3 separate regions of the Homo sapiens genome follow, and all the other regions are linked to region 1. A link is a contact called in ENCODE Hi-C or POLR2A ChIA-PET data. All regions are on one chromosome and are shown on one strand. The core of a region is the stretch at or near the end of the contact, and the rest is flanking DNA. Distances in the headings are between cores, read along the strand shown.

What was found. Hi-C counts contacts between places; a loop is a spot of excess contacts on that map. ChIA-PET counts read pairs that join two places held with the same protein, here RNA polymerase II (POLR2A). Pooled maps may share reads with other maps.
Region 2: a loop to region 1 is called in a map of CD8-positive, alpha-beta T cell, with 14 times the contacts of the local background. The contact joins the promoter of RBM18 here to the promoter of STRBP in region 1. A Hi-C loop is called at or near these places in 3 of 168 maps with a recorded cell type or tissue (CD8-positive, alpha-beta T cell and naive thymus-derived CD4-positive, alpha-beta T cell), 2 of 37 single-sample maps with no recorded cell type and 9 of 50 pooled maps. POLR2A ChIA-PET finds 5 or more read pairs at or near these places in 2 of 52 experiments (activated B cell and activated T-cell).
Region 3: a loop to region 1 is called in a map of CD4-positive, alpha-beta T cell, with 7 times the contacts of the local background. The contact joins the promoter of TTLL11 here to the promoter of STRBP in region 1. A Hi-C loop is called at or near these places in 3 of 168 maps with a recorded cell type or tissue (CD4-positive, alpha-beta T cell and CD8-positive, alpha-beta T cell) and 9 of 50 pooled maps.

What each region holds. Positions count from the first base shown.
Region 1 is chr9:123,267,048-123,270,119 of GRCh38, forward strand. It overlaps STRBP (spermatid perinuclear RNA binding protein), which reads right to left and starts at 1,539. Exons shown (of 19, transcript NM_018387.5): 1 at 1,389-1,539. RefSeq lists silencers at 1,265-1,314, 1,485-1,964 and an enhancer at 1,365-1,865.
Region 2 is chr9:122,263,193-122,266,315 of GRCh38, forward strand. It overlaps RBM18 (RNA binding motif protein 18), which reads right to left and starts at 1,648. Exons shown (of 6, transcript NM_033117.4): 1 at 1,523-1,648. MRRF (mitochondrial ribosome recycling factor) reads left to right here and starts at 1,690. Exons shown (of 7, transcript NM_138777.5): 1 at 1,690-1,746. RefSeq lists enhancers at 830-1,801, 1,180-2,379, 1,802-2,772, 1,948-2,107.
Region 3 is chr9:122,091,837-122,094,990 of GRCh38, forward strand. TTLL11 (tubulin tyrosine ligase like 11) reads right to left here and starts at 1,472. Exons shown (of 9, transcript NM_001139442.2): 1 at 851-1,472. The coding sequence starts at 1,312. LOC124902263 (a long non-coding RNA gene) reads left to right here and starts at 2,296. Exons shown (of 2, transcript XR_007061757.1): 1 at 2,296-2,336. RefSeq lists enhancers at 1,000-1,713, 1,463-1,652 and a silencer at 1,063-1,112.

The sequences.
Region 1 (3,072 bases), core at 289-2,788:
CGCCTCAGAAATCTTTCCTTCCATTTGTCCCCACACTTTACCTGCCACTCCAAGAACACTTCCCTTTCCCCACCCCCTTTTGCCCTCCACCTCACACACTCCACGCCACCCCACACCTGTCCCTCTCCCCCAGCTCCTGCCCCTAACGTCCTCCAACACTTGCCAAGAACCCCTCACCCTCCGTCCTACCTCAAAATTCCCTCTCTTGCTGATCCCACCTTCTTCCATACTTCCTGCATAAACACCCTCCATTTCACGCACTTCTCCCGCTATCCTTTAAATGCCCCACACACCTCCTGCTCTCCATCCCCATCACCCTTCTCCTACTGTCCCCACCTCTCTCTGCAAGCCCTCAAACTAAGTCTCTGCCCCAATGAACTTCCCCCTTCCACCCCATACTCCTCTTCCCTGAGCACCAGATACCTGCCTTTTTATCCTTACATGTCAACCCCCTCCCGCCTCCCTGCAGGCTCCCCTATACACCTGGCCACACACTCCCTCACACCCCTCGCAGGTCTCCTGGAGCCCCTGGGCCTACCCTTCATTTCCCTATCACCCCAGAAGCCTAGGCACCCTGCTCCCCTCCCTCCCTTTCAGGCGCTCCCTGCCTGCCCTCACTTCCCCCTGCCCCGACCCCCTCCTCCATCGTTCCCCTTCACGGGCGTCCCGGTGGCCTTCCTAATACCCGCCCCACTCCCTGCCCCTGGCACGCAGCGCTCCTTCCAGTCCTGCTCGAGTCCCCAGTCTTCTCCCTCCATTCCCACCCCACTCGTCCCTGCCCTCCCCAAAAGCCCCCTCATTCCCTCTTGAACCCCACAATATAGTGCCCCCCCCCACCGGACGGAATGTCCTCCATCTCGCACTCGCCTGGCCCAGGGGGCCCCCCAAACCTGCCTGAAGGCTCTCCTCCTCCATTGGGCCGGATCCCTCTGCACCCCTATTTACCCCCAAATCTGCCCACACCTTCCGCCTGCCCCCCGAAGCCTCTCCCCAGCTCCTGCCCCCAATGTCCTCCAACACCTGCCCCGAGCCCCGAGCCCTCCGTCCCGGAAGACCTCCCGGCACCGCGTCCCCCAACCCTGCCCACGCCCTCCCCTGATCGGCCGGGACCCCGTCCCCGCGAAGGTGAGGAAGGCTGCCCGCTGCCCTTGCCCGAAGCGGCCGGGGCACCGCAGCGGCGGCGGCGGCGGCCACAATGCCGGAGCCGCGGGGCCGGGATTGCTCCCTGCTCTCCGCCTCGGCCGCCACCGCCGCCGCCGCTGCTAAGGACGCACAACAAACAATGCGGGGCCCGGGCCGGCTCCGCCAACCGCCTCAACCGCCGCCTTAACCGCCGCCCGCCCGGGACGGCCCGCCGCGCAGGCGCCCGCCCCGCCGCCGGAGCCTACCCGCGCCGCCGCGCTCTGCCCGCGCCCGGTACCCGCTCCCGCTCCGCCGCCGCCGCCACCTCGCCCGCTCGCGTCTCCGGCTCCTCTGCCCAGCGGCGGCGGCTGCGGCGGCTGCTGCCCTGGTGGCGCTCGCGGCTCCGGTCTCCGCTTCGGCGGCGGCAGCGGCGGCAGCGAGCACGTGACACCGTCGAGCGCGCCCATTGGCCAGGCCAGGGGGCGGGCCCCGCGGCTGCTGGGGAACGGAAAGCCCGCCCCCTCGTTCGCCGCGCGCCCCCTCCACGCGCGTCCTGCCGCACCTGAGAGCGCCGGCCAGCGCCCGCCGCCGCCTTGCTGTGCCGCCGCCTGCGCCAAGTGCGCACCTGGGAGCGCGCAGGGAGCACTCGCCGCCGGCGGCCTTATGCACCTGCCAGCGGACGCTTACGTAAACTGCGTCCCCGCCTTCCTCCCGGCCCCAGGCCCCCGCTCGCTGCAGCACCTGAGCCCCGCTGCGCTAGCGGCGTAACTGCGGCGGAGCGGAGACGAGCTGCGCTGGGAGGCTAGCGAAATGCACGGAAACTTCGTAACTTCCGAACCTGGGAGCTGCGCCGAGCCGCGGCGGCTAGCCGCCTTCCCCGGGCCCCGCACCCCAGTGCGGGATGCCCCCCAACCCCAGCAGCCACACAAATGGAGTAGGCGTCGCACTGCCTCCCGAGGTAGAGGGGCAGGCCAGTAGGCTTTGACTTGTGCCACCGCCCACCTACTTGCTGGCTGTGTGACCTTGGCCAAGTTACCAAGAACCGTTCTGAGCCTCAGTTTCCTCATCAGGAAAACTGGGACAATAATTCCAATTTAGGAGCTGTTGGGGAGATGGCATAAGACAATAGGTGTGAATCCTGGCACACAGCAGTCGCTGAACAGAAGCTGCTACAATCACCTCTCCTTCACCTGCCTATAATGAACCTCGCTGGGATTGAGTTTGGGCCCAGGACCTCTCTGACCTCCTTATGGTTGGGTCAGACTTTGGCTGAACACCTACCAGCTCTGTGCCAGGGGCGGCGCTGGGGAAGAATTAAAGGTTCGCTTTCTATTCTACAGTCCCTGGCCTCAAGTTCTTGGTGCCCAGCATTCTGCTTGCCAGTATACAGTCCCTGCTGTATACCGGGGGGTTTGCAGGCTGCAGGGATGCACTGGCAAATGAGACAATGTCTTTGCCCTAAGACAATTCCCAGCCTGGAGCAGAAACGACCTGACCACTCAGTGCCAAGACAGAGGACCTTGAACAGCCCAGGGGTTGAGGAGGGACTCCCCACAACAGCCCCCTTGGGGCCCCTTTTCATCTTTCTAACACACCAGGCTCAAATATTTTAACAGCTCTGTTTCATTCACAGAATAAAGTGTAAAAAACCCAATTTCAACTGAAAAGGCCTTGGTGATCTGGCCTTAAGCTTCAAGGTGCACGCCCTTCCCTTTGCCCCTCCTTCAGGCCAATGTGACCCTCCAGCCACACAGAACTACAGTACTGTTGTTTCCAGAGTATGCCCAGGTGTGTAGGAGCCTGAGTCTCCTGAGACAGATGCCAGGCCGCAAATCCCTTTCTAAACCCTCTCCCCACCTCTGACCACTCACACCTTCCTTGACCCTCCTGAAAAAAATCCTGGGTATCCTTATCAATCAGCTCAGAGTATATTCTCTGGAGATCCTTGGC
Region 2 (3,123 bases), core at 398-2,897, 1.0 Mb before region 1:
TCCCTAGGTAATTGTTTATTGAATACCCTGCACATGAGGGTATTTTTCTTCCTTTCCCATTCACATCTTTAATCTGTTCAGCAATGTAAGTCAAGCAACTAGGAACTGTTAAACTCTGGGCTATGTACTGAAATAGACAAATGAAAAAGCCACAGCTCTTGTTCTTACCTCCTGGGAGAAAGGTGAAACAGACATAAATTTAATCCCAGGGGAGACACATTTTTGTCTTCCCTCTGCTTTCCTTTCCCCCTACTTTTTAAACAAATCATTCATTCAAAAAATAAATTCACTGCTTCTATTATCTAGGACTTATCCAGTTACTGGAGTCAGAGCAGTGAACAAGCAAGGTCCCTATCCTCTGGATGCTTGTATTTGGAAGGGGAGCAGGACAAAACAAAAGCAAAATAAATAAAGAAGATATAATTAGTGATACATGCCACAAACACAATTAAGCAGGGTGATGTGACAGGGACTCGACGACTATAGATTGAGTGGAGGGAAGGCCTCTCTAAAGGAGATGACATTTGGGACTTGAATGATAGGACATTCTGATTTTCTCATGTCTAAAATCAGGAATAATACCAATAGCTATTAATATTTATTACCACGAAAAGGTACCATGTTTTACTGGTAAGAGTGCAGGCTATGCGGGTCTGGGTTCAAATCCTGACTTTTGCACCTAGTAACTGCACCTTTAGCAAGTCACATGACCTTTCTTTAAGCATCCTCTCGATAGAAAAGCTTTCCTAAACAGAGTTCCTTGTTATTCTATATCATAGCCACTTTTCCATCTTTTTCCTCCTACTAAATGCTAATTCAATGTATTACTTAATGTTTCCTCTTCTATTTCCTTCACTAGAACGTAAGCTCCCACAGCACAGGACCTTGCCAATCTTGATCACGGTTCTATTTCTAGCACTTAAGTACACTGCCTGTCTCACGGTTGGTGCTTAATATTTACTAAATGAAGCAAGCCGCTTCTCCACTCGAAGACTTAGTTTCTTTTTCCTTCCTAGAATGGGTACAATTTGTCGTCTCACGAGGTCGTTGTGAGTCTTAAATAAGACAATTTTGGTGACAGCTCAGAATATGGCTTTTTGAGGAAAGGTAAAGGGTAATAAAAGATCAAGACGGCACGGGACTATCAAAATGCTTTGCGTTTGCAATAGCAACAATCCTTTAGACTACCAGAGTTCACAAAACGCGGTTACATTTGTCTTTCCAGCTGAGCTGCAATAACTCTGGAAGCCAGAAATAGTCATCTGGGGAAAGTGCAATCCAGAGAAGAAGAGACACCTGATCCTAACAGCAAGCGGTGGGGTCATGCCTGGAACCCTGGCTTCCCGATTTCTGGCTGCGAATTCCTACAGGCGAAGGGTCATTACTCGGATTGTTATTTCCGGGCCAGCGACAGGACAATCCGGGGCGGGGCCTGAGATGCAGTCCTGCGAGGGCGGCCTCCTGTAAGACCTCTTAGCGGGCCCATCGCTGAGGTGCAGGGACATGTCGCGGCCGAACTCACCTCGTGGCCTCGGCGTGGTGCTCTCAGCTCATGCCCGGAAACCAGGTCCCGACGCCGCGGTCAGACGGACCTCTAGACGCGTCCGCCTCAATGCCGCCAGCTGCCAGGCCGCCCGTGACGCGTTAAGCCTGCGCCGCCTCCTGGCTTCGTGACGTCACGACGTCCGCGCAGCTGCGGTCGCCGCCGTCGCACGAGTCTTTCCTTAGTAACCTGGGCGATAGCTGGTGAGTGTCCTTGACAGGGCCTCGAGGGGCGCGTGTGGTCTGGGTGCCAGAGACCCTTACTCAGGGACCTCTGGGGGACCTCAGGGGACCAGACTACCGTCCCCGACCCGTTCGAGTCCAGCTTGACCTTTAAGGCTGAGGGCGGGACCTGTGGCATTGGAGCGAGTCTCATGGGGTGGGGGCGGGGCTCCTTTTACCAGCTAGGAATTTAGGGGATGCTGGAGGAACTTACTAAAGAGTAGCCGCACACTTGACGGGAACGTTTGAGTTTCAGAACAATCCCATAGGAGTAGATATTATTATCTCCCATAATGAAGAAACGGAAGCTCACATAGGTAATTTTACCAGGGTCACGCGGTCAGAAAGTGAGGGCGCTTAAATTCAGACCTAGGGCTATCCGACTCCTAAGCCTGGACTTTTAACCACCACTCTGTGCCACCCAGTGGCAAAACAGTTGTCATTTCAGTAGCCCTTCTCCATTTACTTAACCCTGACAAATAGTATTGTCATTTACGTTTTACAGATGAGACGGAAGTCCTGAGAGTTTGACCGATTTAAGGTCACGTGCCTAGGAAGTGCTGGAACCAAGACTCGGAGTTTTCTCTAAGTTTAGTGCCTTTATTTTGTTTTAAACCACACTGTTGCATTTCCCCCCATTTTGGAAAGCTTTATAGTTGGAAAGAATGAAAACCTGATCTGACCCCTTCATTTTATGGTTGAAACAAAATCTACGTAGGAGAAATCACTTGGTACAAGTCACAAGTCAGTGGTAGAGCTGCCGCAAATGCTTTTTGAATACGTGTGATTATGAATCTAAATGGCAGATGGCAGGGAGTGATAAGGTAGGCATACTGGAATCCAGATCTCTTAACTCTTAGGCAAAAGCCCTTTCTCTACCTGTTAAAGTGTCTCATTCCTTCTTTGGCCGTGCCAGGTGCATAATGATTCTGTGTATAGTCAGATACTACAAGTACCTTTCTTTACCTGGTACTGCATTTAGAGAAGAACATCATCTACTATCTCTAAGCAAAAATCTGGCAAACCAGAGACAGTGGAGGCAACGCTGGGAAGCCCAGAACCTACCATAATAGTAAGGGTAGATTCCCATCCGATTCTGGTTTACCCTGGATAAGGAATTTATCTTTCTGGACTTTCACTGATGTATTCATCACATTCACAGTGTCTTCTGTGTTCTGGCAATGTACCAGGTACTGGGGATACAGCAGTGAACAAGAAAATCATAGATTAGTCCTTGTAGTACTTAGAGTCATATGGAGGGAATTAGACAATCAAATAATTACACAAATGTTAGCTTGTATTGTTAAGAATTAAGTGCTATGATGAAGTAAAGGGTGCTATGAAAGCAGACTACAGGAC
Region 3 (3,154 bases), core at 222-2,721, 1.2 Mb before region 1:
GTCACTGGTGCTACATTCCATCCCCTGCCAGTCTAAAATGGGCTCAGGGATGATAACTCATGTATTCATTCACCCTTTCATTCACTGCTTACTGACACATGCCGTAAGCCAAGCCTGGAATATAAAATACAGTGCCTGATTTTATACCACTGATCATGAGGACAGTGGTGGTGCTGGTGGTGGTGATGGTGATGATGGTGGAAGAAGAGAGAAAGGAGAAGGTGGTAACGTAAGTTACCATTTATTGCAGACTTGTGCTATAAAACACTAAGTAGTGAGTCTTCTAATGCTAACAAGATGATGAGATAAGTATAATTGGCCTCACTTTACAGAGAAGGTAATAGGCTGAAGAGGTGAAGCAACTTACTCAAGGTCACACAGCTAAGTAGCAAAGTGTAGTGAGACCCTAGGCCTGTCTGCCTCCAAAATAAAAAGTGTTCCTCTGCCCAAGAGTCACACAGCAAGTGCTAAACAAATATAACTTCAATGAAGAAGTGAGAGAGCGGGTCCGGGGCCCCAGGGGCTTACAAGCTGGTGGAGGAGACAGACGTACACATATCTACAAGCAGAGGCAAATGCTGATGGCTGAGACATAAAAAGAGCTGCAGGGAGGCAGAGGAGTGAGTGGCTAACTTGACCTGGAGGGGTCTGGGGGGCCCTCTTGGAGGAAGTGATTTTGGGGGGTAGGCCTTGAAGGATGAGCACTTTGCGGCTGACAAGCAGGCCCGAGCGTGGTGCACCGCAGGAGCTCAGCCCTCGCCCGCCGACCTGACCTGGGCCGTGCCGAGACCTCTGAGGTCGTCCTGTCCACCCCACTGTGCCCACGCGGCCGGGTCGGGCCGGGCCTCACCTCCTTCCACTTGAGCTGGCGGATGCTGATCTTCAGGGCATCCAGGGAGGTCCTGGCCTTGGAGCTGTCCACGGTGACCGGCCGCTGGGAGCCGTTCTCGCCGGAACCGTGGCCCGAGCTCCGCTTGCAGCTTCGGCCCTTGTCCCGGGGCTTCCCGTGCGGGCAGAGGCCCTGCACCGGCTTCGGCTTGGACGGGGGCAGCGTGGGCGGCGGCCGCTGAAGGACCTGGGTGTTCCCCTCCTCAGCCGCACTGGGCTGCGCCGGGGCCGGGGCCAGGACCTTGGGCTGCTCCTCCCCTGCCTTGCACTCCGGTTCCCCGGCCGCGCCCGCGTCCACGCGGACCTGTTCCGCCACCGTCTCCGCTGTGGCCTCGGCCTCAGCTTTGGCCGCCGCTTTGGCCGCAGCCACCGCCTCCGCCTCCCACCGGGCCGCCAGCTCGCTCTCGGAGCTGCCCCGCCGCATGGTGCTCAGGGCCGGGGCCAGTGCCAGTGCCACCGCCGCCGCCGCCGCCGCTCCGCCGCCCCAGTCCGCCACCAAACTGCCGCCGCTGCAGCCGCTGCCACGCGTTCCCCGCCCGAGCCCGTTGCCATGATCGCTCAGGCTCGGGTTGACAGCGGCAGTCACCGCATCGAGACGGGGTCCGGGAAGGGACAATCGCCGGCCGAGCCCCAGCGACCTCATAGGCGAGGCTGCCCACGTGACCCTGCCTGTCACAGAGGCAGCGGCGGCCATGTTGGAAGAGGGCAAAGAGCCGCCAGGACCCGCCCACCCCGCGGATGCGCTGGATCTCGAGGGCGCAGAACTCGGAGTGGCGAGGAGAAGCGGGAGGGCAGATTGAGCGCGCGTGGGGCTCGTGAGCCTGGGGACTGGGAGTAAAAACAACTACCTCAAGCAGGAGGCTCAGTCCCCGCCAACACTCGCTGGGATAACTCTCGATAGGACGGAGGAGGAGCCCCCCAGTGGGACCCTCCTCAGTGCAATGGATGGGACCCTCCTCAGTGCAATGGATGGGACCCTCCTCAGTGCGATGGATGTGAGCAGCCCAGGCCCTAGGGGAGCAGAGAGTGTTCCGCTGAAGAAACCCTCTGCTGGTCCTTTGAGCGCCCCCAGATAAGAGGGGAGGCACTTTTCCCTGTTCTCAGGGAGCTCCCGATGGGATGGGGAAGTCATGGGCATGGGTAAGCCCCCTATAGATTCCCACTCGAGTTGAGGATATTAACGATTTTTTCTTTTTCTTTTCTTTTTTTCTTTTTTTTTTTTTTTTTTAGACAGGGTCTCTCTCTGTCGCCCAGGCTGGAGTGCAGTGGCGCGATCCCGGCTCACTGCAGCAGCCTCAACTTCCAGAGCTCAAGGGATCCTCCCACCCCAACCTCCCGAGTAGCTGAGACTACACGAATGTACCACCACTCCCGGCTAAGTTTTGTGTTTCTCGTAGAAACGTGGTTTCGCCATGTTGCCGAGGCTGTTCTCAAACTCCTGACCTCAGGTAATCTGCCAGCCTCGGCCTCCCAAAGTACTAGGATTACAAGCAGAACCACCGCGTCTCTTGTTTTCTTTTTTGTTTTTGTTTTTGTTTTGTTGTTGTTGTTGATGTTGTTACAGAGTTTCGCTCTTGTCGCCCAGGCTGGGATGCAATGGTGTGATCTCGGCTCATTGCAGCCTCCGCCTCCCGGCTTCAAGCAATTCTCCTGCCTCAGCCTTGTGAGTAGCTGGGATTGCAGGAGCCGGCCACCATGCCCGGCTAATTTTTTGTATTTTTAGTATAGACGGGGTTTCACCATCTTGGCCAGGCTGGTCTCTAACTCCCGACCTCAGATGATCCACCCGCCTCAGCCTCCCAAAGTGCTGAGATTACAAGCGTGAGCCACCACGTCCAGCCTGACTGCTTTTACTTATATCACTTTTTTTGTTGTGGTAAAATATAACAAAATTTGCCATTTTAACCATTTTTAGTGTACAATTCAGTGGCATTCTGTATACTCACATTGTTGTGCAACCAGCACCACTATGGGTCTCCGGAACTCTTTTATCTTACCAAACTGAAACTTTGTGTCTATGAAACAATAAGTCGGGATTCCCTTCTCTCCTAGTCCCTGGGAACCACCATTTCTACTTTCTGACTATGAATTTGACTATTCCTGGTTCCTCATGTCAGTGGAATCATACAGTATTTGTCTGGCTTATTTCACGTAGCATAATGTCCTCAAGGTTTCTCCATGTTGTAGCATGAGTCCAAATTTCACTCATTTTTAAGACTGAAAAATATTTCGTCGTGTGCATACACCACCTCGTTTTTATCCATTC